2 separate regions of the Homo sapiens genome follow, and region 1 is linked to region 2. The links are chromatin contacts, found by Hi-C in ENCODE. All regions are on one chromosome and are shown on one strand. The core of a region is the stretch at or near the end of the contact, and the rest is flanking DNA. Distances in the headings are between cores, read along the strand shown. Region 1 holds the start of BLID (BH3-like motif containing, cell death inducer). Region 2 holds the start of SC5D (sterol-C5-desaturase).

The links. A loop is a pair of places that touch in the nucleus more often than their neighbours do. Pooled maps may share reads with other maps.
Region 1: a pooled map of heart left ventricle shows a loop between it and region 2 (2.3-fold over the local background). The contact joins the promoter of BLID here to the promoter of SC5D in region 2. A Hi-C loop is called at or near these places in 2 of 168 maps with a recorded cell type or tissue (chondrocyte and sigmoid colon) and 4 of 50 pooled maps.

The regions. Positions count from the first base shown.
Region 1 is chr11:122,113,934-122,119,796 of GRCh38, reverse strand. It overlaps BLID (BH3-like motif containing, cell death inducer), which reads left to right and starts at 3,582. Exons shown (of 1, transcript NM_001001786.3): 1 at 3,582-4,457. The coding sequence starts at 3,875. The coding sequence ends at 4,201. All of the region lies in intron 4 of MIR100HG (mir-100-let-7a-2-mir-125b-1 cluster host gene), which reads left to right.
Region 2 is chr11:121,290,811-121,296,010 of GRCh38, reverse strand. SC5D (sterol-C5-desaturase) reads right to left here and starts at 3,240. Exons shown (of 5, transcript NM_006918.5): 1 at 3,195-3,240. RefSeq lists enhancers at 1-193, 194-735, 3,449-3,498 and a silencer at 3,229-3,278.

The DNA.
Region 1 (5,863 bases), core at 2,333-4,832, 820 kb before region 2:
TACTTCTTTTTCTATTTATGCTTTTCTCTTTTTTTTTTTTTTTTTTTTTTGCTTCGTTACAATGACTAAGATAGCCAGAGCAATGCTGAATAGAAGTGGTAAGAGCAGGTGTCTTTGCTTGGTTCTCAATCTTAGGGGAAAATTATATTATAGTTCACCATTAAGTATGAAGATAACAATATATTTTTTTGTAGAATGTTCTTTATCAGATTGAGAAAATTCCTCTCTGTTCCTGATACGCTGAGAGGTGGGTTTTTTATTTATAAATCATCAATAGATGTTGAATTTTATCAAAGTTTTTCTTCATGTATTGAAATAATGATATACGTTTTCTCATTTATTTTATTGATAATATCAAGTATGTTGATTGATTTTTGAATATCAAACCAAAATTACATTCCTGGAATAAACCCTAGTTGGTCAGGCTGTATTTCTTTTTTCTTTTTTATTTTTTATTGAGACAGAGTCTTGATCTGTCGCCCAGGCTGGAGTGCAGTGGTGTGATCTCAGCTCACTGCAACCTCTGCTTCCCGGGTTCAAGCAATTCTACTGCCTCAGCCTCCCGAGTAGCTGGGACTACAGGCATGCGCCACCATGCCCGGCTAATTTTTGTATTTTTAGTAGAGATGGGGTTTCACCATGTTGGCCAGGCTGGTCTCGAACTCCTGAGCTTGTGATCTGCCCACCCTGGCCTCCCAAAGTGCTGGGATTACAGGCGTGAGCCACTGCACCCGGCCAGGATGTATTTTTTGTATGTTGTTAGATTTGATTAAAATCTTGTTAAGGATTTTTGCCTCTATGCTTATGCAGAATATTGGTTTATAATTGTTATGTAACTTTTTTGCCTGATTTGATAAAAAAAAAATAAGTTGTCAAGAATTCCCTGTTCCTCTATTTTTTGAAGAATTTTATAAGACTAGTGTCATTTTGTACTTGAATATTTTGATTCAAATCACCAGTGATACCATTTGAAGCTAAAATTTTCTGTGTGGAAAGGTCTAGATAATGAATTGAATTACCCTAATAAATATAGTGCTATTTAGGTTTTCTGTTATATCTGTGTCAGTTTTAGTAGGTTGTATTTTTCAGTGAATTTGTCCATTTTATCTAAGTTACTAACCTAGTTATTTTTGTATATCTAGCCTAGATATTTTCTCCTCTGTGAAACCTTCCCTGACACTACCAACAAAAGTGATTTCTTGTCCTTCGAGTTACTTCTTTACTCAGTATCATTTGTTCTCTCCATCTTCTGTTGAAGTTTGTTCACATGTCTCTTCCTGTACTAAATTAAGGGCCTAGGCTGGGCGTGGTGGCTCACACTTGTAATCCTTGCACTTTGGGAGGCCGTGGCAGGTGGATCACCTGAGATCAGGAGTTCAAGACCAGCCTGGCCAACATGGTAAAACCTTGTCTCTACTAAAAATACACAAATTAGCTGGGCATGGTGGCGGGTGCCTGTAATCCCAGCTACTCAGGAGGCTGAGGCAGGAGAATCACTTGAACCCGGGAAGCAGAGGTTGCAGTGAGCTGAGGTTGCGCCACTGACCTCCAGCCTGGGTAACAAGAGCAAGACTCTTGTATAAAAAACAAAACAAAACAAAACAAAACAAACAAAAAAAACCAGAAGAAGAAAAAAAAAAGAAAAAGAAAAAAAATTAAGGGCCCTGGAGTTCAATAATTGCATCTTATACATCTTTGGGTCTTTGCCACCTTGTATGGTGCCTGGTATATAATTAGATCACCCCTTCTCCCAAATGTTTAAATAACCAAATTATTCCACTTAACCTTGTCTAATGTATAGTGACCCAGCATGTTTCTAGCTTTCTCAGTAGATTATGAGTCTCTTTTATAAAAATGGTATGCATTATTTATTCTTCATATTCCATGTCTCACATTATAATAAATTTTAAAAACTGTTAAATTGAATAGATTTGCCACAAAGTACAGAAAATTAGTATTCTATAAACTCAAAGAGAAGAGGCCAAATAGAAATCTGGAAAGCATTCATCAATAAAGAGAGGAAAAAAACATTGCAAAGTTCTTACTATATACCAGATCTTGTGATAATTTATATTCCTTCCCTCATTAATCCCCCAAATAATTGAGCAAAGAAGATATTATGGTCCCCATTTTACAAATAAAGAATCTGATGTTCAGTAAGGTTAAGTACTCTGCCCAAGTTCAGAGTTATTAAGCAGCGGACTTTGGTTTGAAATCTATATTGAATGATCCCATTATCCACATCCTTACTTTTATGCATTCAGTTTTCCACAAGACACTTGATGGAATTTCTTATACTACCTATAAATTTTGCTAGAGTAGAACATTCTGTGTTCCCCCTAATTGAATGTTACAGGCCCCTCTGTAAATTTAGGAAAGTTCCAAAGTGTTCCCTGGATACTTGTTCTGCCTCTAGCATGAAATGTACAAAAGTAGCAGAGAAGATCCAAACCAGACTTTGCTCTCAGAGTAGGCTGCATAACTCCCTCTTGTCTTCTCCACTGGTCTACATCAGTCTTTTGTCTACAACCCTGACTTTTTTAAAAATGGTATTGGATGCTACCATTATGGTTATGGTTAACTGGGGGCATCATTGGTGCCTGAGTTTCTACTCAAATAACATAAGGGAAATCAAGAGACCAAGGCCATGATGACTCAAGCAGTCTCCATGGCTTGGTGGTAAAGGAGTGAATCCTTCCTTACAGCTGATCTTGCCTTTGTATATGTCACATATTGGTCCTGATTAGAAAGGTCTATAGGCTAATTTGTGCAAGACACATTCCTTCTCATTATACCATGATACAGGCCATGTGAAACACCAGATTCAATCTTATAGCCTCTCTGCTGCTGCTAAGTAAGAAACTTCTACTTTTAGTGTCTTTTCTCTCTCAACACAAAAATACTCTGTAAGTCACCCAGATCTGGGTTGCCCATGATTACCAGGCTTTTCCCAATTAGAAATATGACTCATGTTCCATTTTACCAATACATCTCAGGCACAGAACTAGCAAGGAAAGACAAAATTAAAATGTTTCTGTAATTCCAGCCCATCAATTGAAACAAGATGTTTCTGAACTTTTCCCAATGTGAAGAACAAAAAGTAATAGCATTTTGTTTATTTATTTGTGTACAACACTGTGGTCAGGAACTTGTTGCTTCCCCAGGGAAATTGCTTGCAAGCATCACTGAGAAGAGGACTTAACAATTCACACTGATCATTCCCTGTGGTCTGCCATGGCGAGGGTGATACTTTCATGTTTTATAAGCACCAGACAAGAGAGCTGGATCAATTTTCTCTCTCGATATTCTAGTCTCTGTTGAAACGACTCCCTCAGACATCAGCAGCTCCGGGTTCTTTCTAAAAAATAAAGTAAGTACTCTTAGGTCTGTTCACAGTAAGGGACAAGAAGTCCAAAACATATCCCTGCCTTTTACAATTCAGAAATCAACGTGGAGATCTTTCCTACTTTTAGGCAGTACATACAGCTTCGCTGAGGTCTGTGTGTCAAACTTACTGAGAGGAGGACATCGTGGAGACTTATCGTTAATTAGCAATGCTTATGCATGCAAACCTTGGTCAGATGATGTTGTGTTTGGAGAAAAGAGAGAAGAGAATTGAATAAGTACATGACCCCTTGGAAGCTGTTTTCAGTTGAGGATTTTGGTGAGTAGCCACTTGAAATCAAGGGAAATTCCATGAATAGCAGGAGCTGGGAAGAAAGGAAGAGGAGGAAGGATCCCACCACTTTTTTCTTCCCATCTAACACCGTGCTTATGCAAAGCATAGTCCATATGAGATCTGCCTTATAAAAACTTGCTGAATAAAGCGAATGGAAGTTAAATTTTGGACTTTCTTCCATAATAGCTTCAAATTATGGTGACTTTGTTGCCTATAGAGGGCCAGGAAATACATTTCTTTGAGATCCTAGAATCTGAGTGTGTGCTCTACACAGGATGGATAGAGCGAGCCTCTGGCAGTTCCATTTATCCAGAGGCAAAAGCACGCCTGCCACTGGAGGCGCTCTTGGGTTCCAACAAAGAACCTATGTTGCCTAAGGAAACAGTGCTTTCTCTTAAAAGGTACAATCTTGGCTCCTCTGCCATGAAGCGGAATGTTCCTGGACATGTGCTTCAGAGACCTTCCTATTTAACCAGGATACAAGTTACATTGTTATGCAATTCCTCTGCTGAGGCCCTGTAAAAGGAGTGAGTTAGGACAGATGCAGCAAGATATTAGGACAGATTTCGCCCATTATTCAGGCTGCACAACACAGAAGGAAACTTGATTTCAATAAGACCCAATTCTTAACAGTCTTTTCTACCCACTTTTACCCATAACTTTTCCAAATTTGGTTCAAATTGTGCAGAGAAACAATAAAATTTTTAAAAAGGATAAACTGGCTAGTTAAAAGTAAATGGCATTTAATTAAAACAAATCTTGCAAATTCATGAAAAAACAAAAAGCTATGTGATGGTAAACCTTAGGGCAGCGTACAGTGCCACTGTCCTTTGCAGTTTTGAGTGTATTTCATTTGTACATTGGAAGTAGGTACTTGTCATATTATTAACAATTACTCTACTTAGTTGTACACTCAGCATTTGGCATCAGAATAATCTTGTGTAGTCACAGGGTTTTCATTTTCTTTCTGTATTTTTTAAGCATGTTTCTGAGTGGTGGTTCACATAAGCTTTCAATTTTAAATAACACAATCCATTTATTTCACTAGGCGTCTTTATTTGCTTAAAGTGAAGAATCAGAGATTGTCATTGTGTTGTAAATAAGTCTAACCTTTCTTTCCCTTTACAAAAAAAAAAACCTGTGGAACTGAAAGAAATAGAAATTCCAGTAATCTTTTATGAACTCTGTTATTAGAGTGAGTAGAACTAAATCTGTGGGGAAAAAAGGAAAAGGAAATGGAAAAGGTGTTTCAGAGCTTTTACTTTAAGCTATTCTAGTGTCCCCTTCTCTGCTTTCTTTCCACTACCCTGACCCATACCTACCCACAGTGAGAACTGAGCCCGCAGGGCAGCTCAGAAGCTGGGAGGAGAGAAAGAGTGAGAATCTGAGTTATTTTTCCTCAGTGATCTTAAAAGCTCCAGGCAGAAAAGACCCTGCCTATAGAACCTCCCTTTTGCATTTCTCAATTGCATCGGAGAAACTCCTAAATTGCATCAGTGATCCTGAAGCTGTTAAAGTAAAGAATTTTCTGTAGAAGAAAGAAAAGAGAAAGAGAAAGAAAAGGCAAAAACTTAATCATGCCTGGGATCTTTTGAGGTAGAAAAAACTGACAAGAAACAAACTTTCCTTATATTCTAGTGTGTTGGAAAACAGTGGAAGGACTGTTTGCCAAATTGTCTTAGCGGTTCTCAAAGATGGCTGGCCAAATCATAAGAGAATACGCTTAGGTTCGTGTAGTTCTGAGTCCAGCATTGTGGGTGAAGCACAGGTTTCAGCGTAAAGAAATCTGCTGTCTAGAAACCATGGGAAGTATGTCATCCTCTCTTTTCTTTACCATATAGAGATCCTTCATGGATATGCTGTTGTTTGAAGAAAATTTTGTTTAGGAAGTAAGAAAAATATAATTAACATTGCCCTAAAGAAGCAAAGCTCTTTATTTTCATTTTCACTTCCTTTTGCTTTTGCATTGAAGAGTTAAGACAACATTTCAGCAGAGAAATGTGGAGAAGGGTAAAGAGAAATCAATAAAGTTATTCTGTGACTTTCCCCAGGAGGGAGCAGTGTTAATCGAGAATGGCTTGCTTGGCTATATATCAAGTCCGAGAACAGAGCAGCAGTTGATTGTGAAACAGATTTCCCAGCTAGACTGGAAGAGATATAAATACATACTTATCTATCATATAC
Region 2 (5,200 bases), core at 1,991-4,490:
AGGGAGACTAGTTTGGTTGTTCCTGTGGTAGAATAACCCAGAGAAAATGATAGCCTGACCTCGGGCAGTGGCTGTTAAGACTAGCCAGCAGAGATTTCGCGCAAGTAAAAACACCCACAGGATTTGGATAACCCACGTTTGCTGGGAAGTGAAAGAGAGAGAAATCTAGGATGACTGTGAGACTTTAGCTGGTCTAAGTAGATGGTGATGTCATTGTAATTGAAATAGGGAATACTGGCAGAGCTAGCAGATTTGGGTAGGGTAGGAATAGGGGGTGGGTAAGGAATGATGGTGTGAACAGAAAATAAATCTTGGGACTCCAAAATCACTAAGCTAAGAGAAAAGTCAGGCTGGGAACTATGTTAGGCAAACCTGCCTCCCGCTTTATTCCTAAATAAGACAGCTACAAGGATGAGAAGCTACATCCCTCCCTCACAATTTGCCCTCAGAAAATTCCTTTGTGGATAAAGGACAGACAGGACTCAAAGTCATCCCTCTGAGGCTCACCTGACACAAATGGATTTCTGATTGCTTCCTCTGCCCTATTGTTTATGTAAACATGCAGATTCACTGAGCCAGACGAAATGTGTGCATTCAGTGGAAGGCTAATCAAGGACTCAAAATAATGCAACCTTTGTCTCTTATCTGCTTCTAACCTGGAAGCCCCCACTGTGAGTTGTCCCGCCTTACCAGACCCAACCAATGTACTTCTTACACATATTGATTGATGTCTCATGTCTCCCTAAAATGTATAAAAGCAAACTGTGTCCCCGACCACCTTGGGCACATATTGTCAGGGCTTCCTGAGGCTGTGTCACGGGTGAATCCTTAACCTTGGCAAAATAAACTTCCTAAATTGACTGAGACCTGTCTCAGATATCTGGGGTTCAAAACGGGTTCAATGTAGATCTTAAAACCTAATTATCTGTGGCTCATCTTCTATCTTAGATATAAGCAATAGGCCACATGTAAATATAAATGTGAAGTTCAAAAGCGAGCCTGGTTAGTATACAGGTAGTAGTTGAAGTTATAGGGGTGAAGACTGCCAAGGGAGGTGGTGTAGCAGGGACAGGGTACTACGTAATATCAGATAACATAAACATTTAATAATTGAAAAGGATATTGCTATATCACTAAAGGTTGGTAACAGCTGATGAGCCAATCTACATGTTCCCCACAGTGCCATGTGGCCCTACTTCAATACAATACCTAGAATAGTATCGTGCAACCAAAAAGAACACAAACATGTTTGATTGCTGTGAGGTTTAGAGACTAAGTAGACTTTTGACATTTGACCCAAGAAAGGTACTCAATAAAATAGCATCTATATGATTATCACTGTTAAGGCCGTCAAAAATGCGTCAAAATTACTTCAATAGAAGATAAAATAGGTGCCACTTGATTTTTGTTTGAAAAATAACTGACAGTAGTTGATAGTAATATTTAATATATACTAGGTAATATAAATATTTTAAATATATTAACTAATTTTCCCTTTCAAGAAGCCTCAAAGGTAGGTACTAGTATTATTTTATAGATGAAGAAGCTGGGCACAGAAATTTTAAGTAACTTGCATAGGGTCATAAGAGTAAATAAATGCTGGAGCTAGGATTCAAATACACACAATCTAGTTGCAAAGTACGTGAACTTCTGCCAAGTTCTATAGCCTCTTCACCACTACTTCAAGTCGTCAACTCCTGAATTTTTAAAAATGTTCAGTGCCTCTACAAGCTCATATAATTTTAAGGGGTTATAAGCCCTGAAGTTAGGGGTCCCAAGGACCCTAAATTAAGTACCACTGCTTCAAACAGAAACTTAAATACTTTGTCCTTGCAGAATTAAAGAAACTTCTTCTTAAAACTCAGTTATAATAACAATATTAGGCTTAGAACAACTCAGTCTACCATTATCTTTTTGCCCTACTTTAAAAGTATAGAAAATGATAGCTAATATTTATTGAGAACCAGGTATTATTTTTGTATAACCTCATCTAATCCCTATACCTCTATGAGATAGGTACTTCTATGCTCCCCACTTTATAGATAGGGAAACTGAGGTCAGAGTATTTAAATAACTTGTTCAGTAGCAAGCAACAATAACAGAAAAAACCAGCTGGGATGTACATTCCACAACCTTTCTCTTTGCTACCACGTTATGTTATCTCTCAAGATGTTTTATATGCAGATGAGGGATTCTGAGTACCACCCCATGCTAATTAATTACATTACATAACGAATGGAAAAGCACTCTGTAAATGATCAAGGATCAGTTATTATTTACTAGGTATCAATCATTAGAAACTTTAAAAAATGATAGTGATATAAAGACAAATAACTTCCAGAGGGTTTCCTCTAAAAGTACCGAGCTGCCACAAACTTTCCAGTTTGGAAACTCTATGTACTGAGGTCTTGTTTTCTTCACTTACACCACCTCCAAATCTACTCTGCTGTAACACAGGGATGTCAGTATACATTATTTTTCCTTTTATGATGCAAAAGGAACAGATTATTTCCCTTTTCCTTTCAGTCTCCTCAGCCCCAGATTGCTGTCCCTTCATTCTAATTACGCCGCAGCAACAGAGGCTTGCAATGGTCAGGAGTTCTGATACCGACCAGTTCTTCAGCCTGATTCTTCTGGCCTTTAAAAGAAAAAAACCCTCCCAGAACGAAGGGAAAAGTAAAGCATTCGTGTTCAGCAGCCAGACCAGAATTCCCTTGAGTAAGAGATCTGCAACACCCAACATCAAACACTGCATTTTCTTTAAGCCCGTCCACGGTCGGCTCCTTCAAGTCCAGGCCTCCCTATCGGCCCCGCGATCCCTCCCAGCGCGAGCGGAAGGCCCCTCCGCCCGGACTCCCAGGTGGCGCAGCCCTCCAGGCCCCGAGGTCCCCCGGCCCAGCCCTCGCCGCCAGTCTTCGGGATGCCAGGCTACCTGCCAGCCTCTCCTCTCACTCGGCGCAGGACTCGGATCCGTATGCTACCGCGATCCTACCATCCGCCCAACGCCTAGCACCCAGAGGGCACTCGCTAACCAACCGCGGCGCGGAGAAAAGCCGTGCTGCGAGGACACCTTCCGCCTCGCCCACCCGAGTCCCAGGCGCTGAAGTCTCTCCATCTTCTTTTATTCCATCGCCCCCCGGCCCAGCCCGCTCAGGTGTATTCCGCTTCCTTCCCCGCCCACCCACCGTCCCCACCTGGAGGTGGTCCGCCGCCGCTCCGCACGCCACTGCTCTGCAAACTGTCCTAGCAGCTGGGCAGCCAGCAAGCGGGCCGGGAGGCTGGAGCGGCCAGCCAATCAGCGACCGGCGCCATAAGCTGATATGACGGCAGATCGCGCGAAGGGCCTGCGCGCAGCTCTCCGCGGTCACGTGGGCGCCGCGCGCTCGGCCACGCCCCCTTTGTCCTCTGACTAAGGGGAGGGCGGGCGCCCCATCCGAGTACCTTTGCGGTGGAGGATGCGGTTTCGGGTTTTGCGTTTGTTTCTTTGCTTTCTTTTTAAACTAGCTCTTGTGTCATTCATGGTGGTACCAGGCAGGTTTACGGTGTTTATACAAACATTCCTAGAACGGGTGCCCTGCGTTGAGGGAAATAGACGACACTTCCTTTGACGCGAATGTCTGGGTCGTTTTCTCCCTCAAGGGAGGAGGTGCAGATGTTCCCAAACAGGTGCTCAAGGTTTTAAGACGTAGTCCCCCCGATTTTCTAGCGCTGAATGGCTGGAGGCTCCGCGAGCCGGTGTATGTAGGGGTCTAAATGGTGACAAGATGAGGGTAAACATGGACAGAAACCTTTTCACGATACAAGTTGTTGAAAACCAAGGTTAACGCAGATCTAATTGGCTTTGATTTGCTACACATGAATCGAGCAGCTCCGATTTCCTGAAACAGAGCTGAGCAGAGGAGGGTGGCTTCACAGGCAGAAGAGGACGGAGGAAAGCAGAAATAAGGAACCAAAAGATCTGTCGTTTCAGAGTGACTTTCCTTAAACAGAGATTAAAACAGAGGGGACTGACTTGTGATACCAGCTCAGCAACTTCAAAGTGGCAAACTGGGCCACTTTACCTATTACATAAATAATATGGGGAATACATGACAGAAATGAGGGATTTTTAAGGGAAAAAAATAACATGATTCGATCTGCCTTCAAAAGACTTTTCCGGTAGTTAAACTTCAAATGTACATAGGATACTGGACAAAGTTCAAATGAATTTAAAATAGTGTAGGTGGTTTTTTTAAAAAAGACTCATTATATAAATAAAAATAAATTTTAAAAAGTTTTGAGTGTCTACTTCGTTTAACACATCGTACTGAACACCGGGAATGGAAAGAGATGTTACAATAATGACAAAGACATGGTTCCCAACCTTAAAAAGCTTATGTGCTGTGGGAGAAATGGGCATGTATAAATAACTATGTTGCTTATTACAAGGACAGGAAATAAACAGTAATTGGTGGTATAGGCTGAGCACAGAGACAAAATGGCTATTCTGATGAGGGAAATTAGGGAAGGAACATTGTTTTGCCCAATGAAATGATTTGAATGGACACTTTAAAATGTTATTGAGCATAGATGATAAAACATTTATTAAACGAATAAAAGCTCAAAAGTGAAATGTTATAAGCAAACATCAAATATCCTGAATCTCTAGAATTTTATTGTTGAATATGCCTTAGCTATTACAAGTGGTCTTTATTCTTGGTGACTTAGGGATTCCCAAGAAATTTGCAATCACTCCTGACAACTCAAAGTAGTAATAAGTTAACCTCAAGAGAACAATCTTGTTTAAAAATAAATTTAAGTGTATTTTTTAATTATTATTTAAGTTCTGGGATACATGTGCAGAACGTGCAGGTTTGTTACATAGGTATACATGTGCCATGGTGGCTTGCTGCACCTTCCAACCCGTCATCTAGGTTTTAAGCCCTGCATGCATTAGTTATTTGTCCTAATGTTCTCCCTCCCCTTGCCCTCCACCCCCTGACAGGCCCCGGTGTGTGATGTTTCCCTCCCTGTGTCCATGTGTTCTCATTGTTCAACTCCCACAGTTGAACAACTCCCACATACTCAATGAGAATATGTGGTGTTTGGTTTTTTGTTCTGTGTTATTTTGCTGAGAATGATGGCTTCCGGCTTCATCCATGTCCCTGCAAAAGACATGAACTCATTCTTTTTTTTATGGCTGCATAGTATTCCGTGGTGT